Linked DNA regions of Mus musculus: region 2 is linked to region 1. Evidence: chromatin loops called from intact Hi-C (ENCODE). Cell type or tissue: heart. All regions are shown on one strand.

What was found. Peaks named below come from ENCODE experiments on the same cell type or tissue, not always from the same donor. Only the 100,000 strongest peaks of a DNase experiment are listed, where the experiment ranks them.
Region 2: it touches region 1 in a loop (2.6-fold over the local background); 2 of 42 quality-filtered maps call a loop at or near these places.

Annotation. Positions count from the first base shown.
Region 1 is chr14:46,654,261-46,658,260 of GRCm38, reverse strand. It overlaps D330046F09Rik (RIKEN cDNA D330046F09 gene), which reads left to right. Exons shown (of 4, transcript NR_131909.1): 2 at 3,428-3,524. Among named protein-coding and RNA genes, the nearest start is that of D330046F09Rik, 18 kb to the left of the region's middle. In heart, no CTCF peak of the experiment used is centred here; a DNase peak (open chromatin) is centred at 1,890.
Region 2 is chr14:46,315,374-46,319,373 of GRCm38, reverse strand. No RefSeq gene overlaps it. Among named protein-coding and RNA genes, the nearest start is that of Gm15217, 62 kb to the left of the region's middle. In heart, no CTCF peak of the experiment used is centred here; DNase peaks (open chromatin) are centred at 1,693 and 2,653.

The sequences.
Region 1 (4,000 bases):
TCCACCTGGCATCTTCACTCCTTTTTTTCTTTGCATAGATGATTCTATGCTCTCATCCTGTTCTGGGCTCTCAGGTCGCTTTCCTGGACGAGACCCATTCTTGGCTTATTATTTCAGGAGTCACCAAACTACCACCAGCAGATCAAATCTGAGTGAACATTACCTGTGCTGTTGTGTGGCCCAAGGAATTAAGAATGCTATTTATCACTTAACTTTATTACTTAAAGTTTTTGGTGGGAAGGTTGTTTTGAGACTAGGTCTCTTTCTGTAGTCCAGGCTGGCCTAGAACTCCCCATGTAGCCCAGGTTGGCTTGAAACTCACAATCTTTCCTCCCCAGTCTTCTAAGCGCTGGGTGACAGGTATGTAAAATTATCAAGTTGTAGTTTTAAATGGTCTAAAAATAATCAAAAGGACACTACTTCATGAAGTATAACATGAGATCCAGATTCCAGTGTCCATAGCAAAGCTTGATTGGTATGCAGCCAAGATCATTCTTTATTATTATTATTATTATTATTATTATTATTATTATTATTATTTTTAATGCAGGCCACAGTTGCATTCAAATTACAATAGCAAAGTCATTCTGATGGTGTTTTTTGGGAAAAGAACCTAATCTGTGTTCCCTTCGATGAGAGCATTTGTGTCTCTCTGTGTCTTTGTCTTCTTTCTGTCTCTGCCTGTCTTTCTGTCTCTTTGTCTGTCTCTTTGTCTGTCTCTGTCTCCATCTCTCTCTCTGTCCCTGTCTCTGTCTCTGTCTCTGTCTCTGTCTCTCTCTCTCTCTCTCTCTCTCTCTCTCTCTCTGTATTTTTCTGTCTTTATCTCTATGTGTGGATGCATGTGTGAGGACCTCTGTATTTGTGTGAGTGTATGGGTGTGTGTAGGTCAGAAGTCAACTTCTGGAGCTGCCCTCACCAGTTATATCCACCATGTTCTTTGACACAGTTCTGGGGCTTCTAGGCAGGTTGTCTGTCCCTGAAGTTAGGGGTCTGCTTGCATCTACTTTCCCAGGATGGGATGTATGTGAGCAAATGACTGCATCCAGCTTTTCCTGTGGATTGGGGGGCAGGATTAAACTGGGGTCCTCATGCTTGCAGGAAAAGCACTTTGCTGACTCAGCCATCTCTCCCACTCTCCCTCTTTACAGCCTCATCTGTTCTCTTGCTATATTTTAGTCTCTCGATAGCACTTGTCATTGGTTATAAATTATGATATTTTCTTTATATATATATATATATATATATATACTCTCATTTGTCTGCCTGTCTCCTAAAAGCTCTGGAAGACAGACCTTTTCTGCCTACTTTGAAGTTACATGCATGGCACAAAACAAAACTGGACACTCAGCATTTATATATCTAATGAACCCATGTCTTGGTAGATACAAGTTCTTGGATCTAGTTATTGCCTCTGAAAGCTTAAACCATCCCACATTGATTCACCGGTTCATTGATTGAGTCATTCATTGTACAGAGGGCCTAGAGTGTGACAGCCTGGTGTCCTTGGTGTATCCATTCATTTGACTTCAATATTTGACCTACCAAGACTTCTGCCTTCCTTGGGATGCCCCAGTGGGGCATGTTGCAAGACATCAGACGTGTGTCTGAGTCTCCTGTCTGGGGAGGCTGTTTCCGGTCCTGTCCCATTCTCCCTTGATGACAGCATTGGGCTGTGTTGCTCAAGACTCTAAATCTCCAGGAGGAATGAATGACCGGCTGCCTTCCCCCAGGAGGAGGCAGCTGTCCTCATTTTTGTTCACTCAAGCACAACCTTTTCTCCTGTTTCTGCCCTAAGACATCTCTGCTCCCCTCATTCCTTCACAGGGCCTACTTGCCCCTGCGGCCTCCCACTCACACCTGCAAATCTCGTTCACACGGCATCCGATTCATCCTTGGCCCGTGAGCAGGCAAGGAGGGCGGGAGTCCGGCGCACACACTTCCTCTTCCTCCTCCTCTTTCCTGCCTTCCCTGCAGATGGGTTTCTGTGAAGGACTCTCCAAGCTTTTTCCCTGGGGTGGAAACTTGGTCTCCTAATGGCGCCTGTGGAGTAGGAGGATGTAAGCCTACTTTATATTTGAATGGCTCGCAGTTCCTGGTGATGATAGGAAGGTAATTACCCACCCGTAGTTTACTTAACAATTACTCACAGAATGTAATGTTGCAAGATCTCAGATTTGGACGTGAAGGGGAGAATACAATTCCCCTCCAAATGGGCTCAATTCCTTTCCTTGTGTGCTAGGGTGAAGGGTCCACTTTTAATACTTATCTGACTTGGGGTTACTTTCAGTCTGGACTTTTCTGGGTTAGATCTCATATAAAATATACTTTCTCATTGTAAAAACTATGTGCCCTGAATTGATTAGTCTGGTCACTATCCCTGTAATATTATAGCAGGGAAAGTTGGTCTATTTTGATACCTATTTTATCTCTTGATGGATTGTCAATTTGTCCTCTGAGCAGTAAGAAGAAGGAGAGATGCTGTCAGGATGGGAGATAGCCAGGGACTGTGGAGACAGATATTGGACAGGACCAATGGAGGACTGGGATAAGGTGAAGTCGGGTGATCCCAGTCATTTCCCTGGCTTCACCAAATGAAGAATCAGGGACAACTCTCTTGTGTCACCTCTATCGCCCTTCTTGGTTCTGATTTTAAATATGGGTCTGTGCGTGTTTCTGCAGGGCCTCTGAGAACACCAGAGTAGAAAGTTCACGTAGAGGGTAATGCCATTTATGTTGGCCACCTGGCAACCCCAGGCACCGAGAAAAGCTCCAGGCCCATGTGGATGCTTCGTAAACATCATTTAACGTTTAATGGAGGGAAGAGACCAGTAAATGTGCTCGTGGTTGGCAAGAGGAGTGGGAATCTGATCCCCTCTTTCTGACACTTAAACCCTGACTTCTTTTTTTTTTCCACACACAAAAACACATACAGCCAGAGAGAATGGATGTGCTGCATATAGGAGATTCAGTAAAGCAATTCATTAAGGGGAGGGGGGGTTCTTCTTTTGCTGTTAAATGGGCAATCAAAATACCAATCCTGCAGTGCAGAGGCGGATATATCCGATAACATTAAAGAGAAGGCTTGACCAGTAACTGGACTGGAGCAAAGGAAGAGCCGGTCTTTCCTTTCTTCCCAACTCCTGACCCTCCCTTGTTCCAGAGATGCCTTACAGAGATCAGAGTGTCCATGAATTACAGGTGTGTATGTATTACCTGTGGGTCTCTTAAAATCCAGATGTGGATTCAATAGGCCTCAACTGGGCTGGACTCCTGCACCTCTAACAAGCATCCAGGTGCTGCTGTGCTGCTGAACTGAGTCTGCACTAAGTAGAGAGGCTTCAGGAAACGCTCTCTTGAGTCTGCCTTGCTTGCTTCCTCTAAGCCTGAGGTCGACTCAGAAACAAGTGACTTTTTTCTTTTTTTAAAGGTTTGTTCCATGTGACCACATTGGAAGAGGAACAGGTGAAAGGCTTCAATGACCTAAGTCCTTATTTTGGGTTTTAACTTGTGCTTCAGGGCAAGAGGTATGTATTACACTCCTCTGGGGTGAAGTGCTATTTCCTGGAACCTTTTGTTTTTCATGGAATCCAAGGTGACTGCAGGTCTGAGACAAGACACATTTCAGCTGTGAAGGAGGGTAAGATGAAATGATGGACACTCCTTGTGTGATTTTCATGCCAACCTGAACAGGTCAGCATGTGATAGAAAGTAAGAAAGACAGGCTCTTGTACTGCATGTAGTGATTTTTGTTGCCCCCAAGTGAGGAGTCGATGTTTGGCTGTTTGGCAAAACCAACTTTGGTCAACGTGTCTGTTTCAACTTCTCCACCAGAGCTGAACATTCTTCAGTGTGGATATTAGCTAATCTGGCTTGTTGGTTCCCTGGTCTAGTGAGAATAGAATAGACAAGAAGGGGGCAGACTGTAATGGCCGGAGCATAGACGTGAAGAGAGCCAGATGTTTAAGACTAAAGAAGAAGCACCGACTATAAAATAGAATAC
Region 2 (4,000 bases), 340 kb after region 1:
TCAAATAATGTTTATAATAAAGGCATATATATTAGAGTGCTTTCATATTTTATGAGCGATCTGTGATTATAAAAAATTTATCAATATGGCAAAGACATCTCATATTGGTTTGACTTATCTCTTTATAATTAATCAAATAGGTGGATATATCATATAACCACACTGCACAAAACATTAATGGCATGCTTTTAAAATTGGTGGCAAAAGTGAATGAAAAGTTAAATCATGGCTGCTTCACACTGTCTAACATTCATATCATTGCTTCACTTACGGAGAATTACAAAATTATGATTAAACTGCTATGAGTGATTTCAATTACTCAGAATTACATAACAAAATCTACTCATTCAGATTGCTTCCTTAGGAGCATAGAACAGTTATTTGTGCTTTAGTTCATGACATTTGAAACTTCTTTGTTCGAGTGCCTTGTGGATCACAAGGCTGTAATTTTTCAAAGCCATTTACAGCCATTGCTTCACTCGCTGTTTACATGGCAGAAGCCTCCTGTATTTTCACTTCCCTTGCATAGCATAGGTGCTAAGATGCCGGTGATTGGAAAAACCCCGATCGAAGCAAAGGCTAAAGTTGCCTGAGACTATACTGTCTCATCAGCTTCCCACACAGCCCACAGGCGCTTGCTCTTCCTAGGCCGTGCTCCTGTTTTGCTTGAAGATGTATTTTTGTGTTTATCTGATAGGGATCTTTTTTATCTCCCACTGATGCTCTGTAAGAGGAGGGACCAGTCTATGTTTGGTTACATTTTTTTTGTGTGTGTATATATTCATGTGTATATGTGAACATGTGTTTTGGGGGGCTATGTTGAATGTCTTGTTTTTTATTTTTGAGTGTTTTTGTTTGTTTGTTTTGTCTTGTCTTGTCTTTGTATTTTGGTTTTGTTTTCAAGACACAGTTTCTCTGTATAGCCCTGGCTGTCCTGGAACTCACTATGTAGACCAGGCTGGACTCGAACTTACAGAGATTCACTTGCCTCTGCCTCCTGCATGCTGGGGTTTAAGGTGTTGAATGGCTTCCTCAGTTGCTCACCACCTTACTTTTGGAAGGCTTTGGTTGTGCAGCCTTGTCTGAGGTGGTGTGTCACTGATGGTAGGCTTTAAGATTTCAAAAGCCCATGTCAGTCCCAGCACCCACTCCAACCCCTTCAACTTTTGGATAAGGTATAAGCTCTTAGCTACTGATCCAGTGTCATAGCTCCCTGCTTGCTGCCATGTTCCCCACCTCAATTCTCATTGAAACAACCACAATATATTTCCATGCTGACATCTTGATCCAGGCTAGGCCTCATCAGACACTATTTTGCCTTGAGAAATACTGCCCGACTAACACACAGTCCCTGAATCAAAGCTTAGAAATTAGTCCCAGCTACAGCTTTCTCTGAGCTGAAGCGACGGGATTTGTTGCGTCAGCAGCTGCTGCAGCGACATTGTGCCTTCTCTTGTGTGTCTGCGACTTTCGTGGCATCCCCCCTCTTCCCCCCCCCACCCCCGGTTGGGGGAGGGGACTTTTGTTTATGCATGAAGCACCACTTTCAGTTAGAGTCATGATTATGTGACTTTTGGTATTTGCCCTGTCCTCACTCTGGGCCAACACAAATATGTTATCACACTCGGCCTTCCTTAGCATAAGAATGACTTTGGAAGGCCACAAGATTTTCTAATAAACAATAATGAGGGAAATGGGAGCACCTGCAAAAGGAAGGAAAGCCTCCAACTGCAGATTCGGAGATAAGACATAACAAAGCCATCCACGGTCTTGTGAAGCGCTGGTCTCGTCCAAGAATGTGGAATGCTAGGAGCACTTGTGTGGAATTCCCTGTAGCCAGCTTGTTCCAACACAAGCAATCGGAGCCAGCCAACCCAGGAGCGTTGTCTGCCTCACGGTCACTGAATGAACCCCCAGACATCCAGTAAGGGAGAATCTGCCCAGGAAGGAGAGAGGGGACAAGTTCCTGGCACCTTAAACTTGGTATTAAACTCCAGTGGGTAATGGTGGGAAGAGCCGCTCCCAACCATTCTCCCTTACTGTTCCCGGGTAACCCGAAGCAATCCGCTGATTCTTACAGCCTCAGTCTGACTATTAGAGGCCTGTCTCTGAAGCTTGTTGTTGGGTTTGGGGAGAAAGAGGGTCCCGCTTTTTCCAACTCTTCAAACTTCACTTGCACGTTAATGTTTACCATCCTCATTTTAACCTTCTGAAAATAGTCCAGCCAGACCAGGGGATCTTCAGGTTGATTTTATTGCCCAAATTTTATTTCTCTACTCTTAAGGAAATTTAAACTTTTCCTAAAAGCCTAGGCTGACACTGTCTAGATTTTGTTCTCTTCTTTCACTCTTTGCAGAAATAACTTGTTCAGCAGCTTGGATGTGGCTTAGGGTAGAGTACTGGCCTAAGTGTGGTCAGTGGACGGACACTTGACCCTACTCTGGGGCATAAGATGGGCGGGGAATGTACTCCAGAGTCAGATCGAGCTAGGTTCAGATGGCTTGCATCTTCAGACATCTTGAGCAAGTTTCTTCAACTTTCCAAGTCTTGCTTTCTTCATCTGAGGGAGAAGAGACAATTGCTCTGCTTTTCCCAGTTCTTCCCTTTCCGCTTTCCCTGCCTTCTTCCTCCATCTCCCTTTGGCTCTGCGCCTGCCTGTCCCACCCTCTTCTGTTCCTTTAGTGTGTGGGTAACATTCAGTTCACAGGGATCAAGGGTCTGACTACCTGAGTTTCTGTTTCCCCTGCCTTCTGGCTTCTGTCTCCTTTTGTGACCTCCGAGGCAAGGTCAGAGGACCTGTGTCACTTGGCATGAGGACATTCTGCTAGTTTTTTATAGATTAAATTAGAAGATTCCATCTGTACAGGGCTGCTCAGAGTGAGAAACACTGGATTTCATGCTCCAAAATGAATGTAACAAAATTCAGTCTTTTTAAAAAAAATCAACCTGGGCTTAAGCAGTGGTGATCTTAGATTCACTAAGTGTCTTAGAATGGTCTCCTTTCAGGGATTCTCCTCTCCACTATTATTGAGGAAAGACTGGGGAACTGGAAAGAGGGAAGTGGAGAGACAAAGAGCAAAGAAAGGGGTAAAGAAAATATCTAATAAAAAGTGCATATACAAAAAAAAACACAAAAAACAAAATCCAAGAAAGAGTGTGAATGTGTGTGTGTAAATAGGTGGTTGGCATAATTTGGAAATGACTAATAAGTTACATTTTAGGAGAGGGTTTTATCAGGTTTGTGAAAGTCAAACTCTGCCTATTTTATGCTGAACTTCAATCACAAAGAAGACAAGAGGGTAGAGTTCTATCCATAGGCATGGGTGTCGAAATCAACATAGTCTCACACAGCTGCAGCAATTGCCACGCACCTTAAGTGCCTGCCCCTGCCCCTGCCCCTGCCACTTGCTGTCTTGGCCTAGCACAGCAAATTGAGAAACGGGTTCCTCATAGATGCTGTGACAGAAGGGTCTGTGCCCACTTTCTTGTGGGGGGGTGGGGAGGGGAAGCAAAATGACTCAGGTGGAGTGTGGCATTCTGAAAAGGGGAGGGGAAATGAGCACCCTGTTTTAGGGATAAGTTAGGGACTAGGATGAGGGACACAGAGTGGAGAAGACAAGACCACTGAAGCGAGCAGGAAAGGAAAAATTGCTGCATTGTAGGGGAACAGATCTGACATGAGCATTAAAGGGTGTGATGATGTCATTCTTAGCAAAAGTCCCCTCGCACCCGTTAATGCTTAAGCTCTGAAGAGGTGGACTGGAGTAATTCAGCTGGACACAGCCACTGAGTGCAAACGGCTTCCTAGATTTCCCCATATGTGTTTCTGTCTTAAACTATTGATAGCTGCAAAGGAAAGGGGCGGGGAACCCTTTCATTCAAGTGTGTAGAAGATGCTTTGCCTGTCTTTAAGCCCTTTGATGAAAAGTTCTTTCAGAAAAATTTAACCTTACAAGGATTCTAAAAAGCCTGTCTTGCTTTTAAAACTTGCTACTCATAG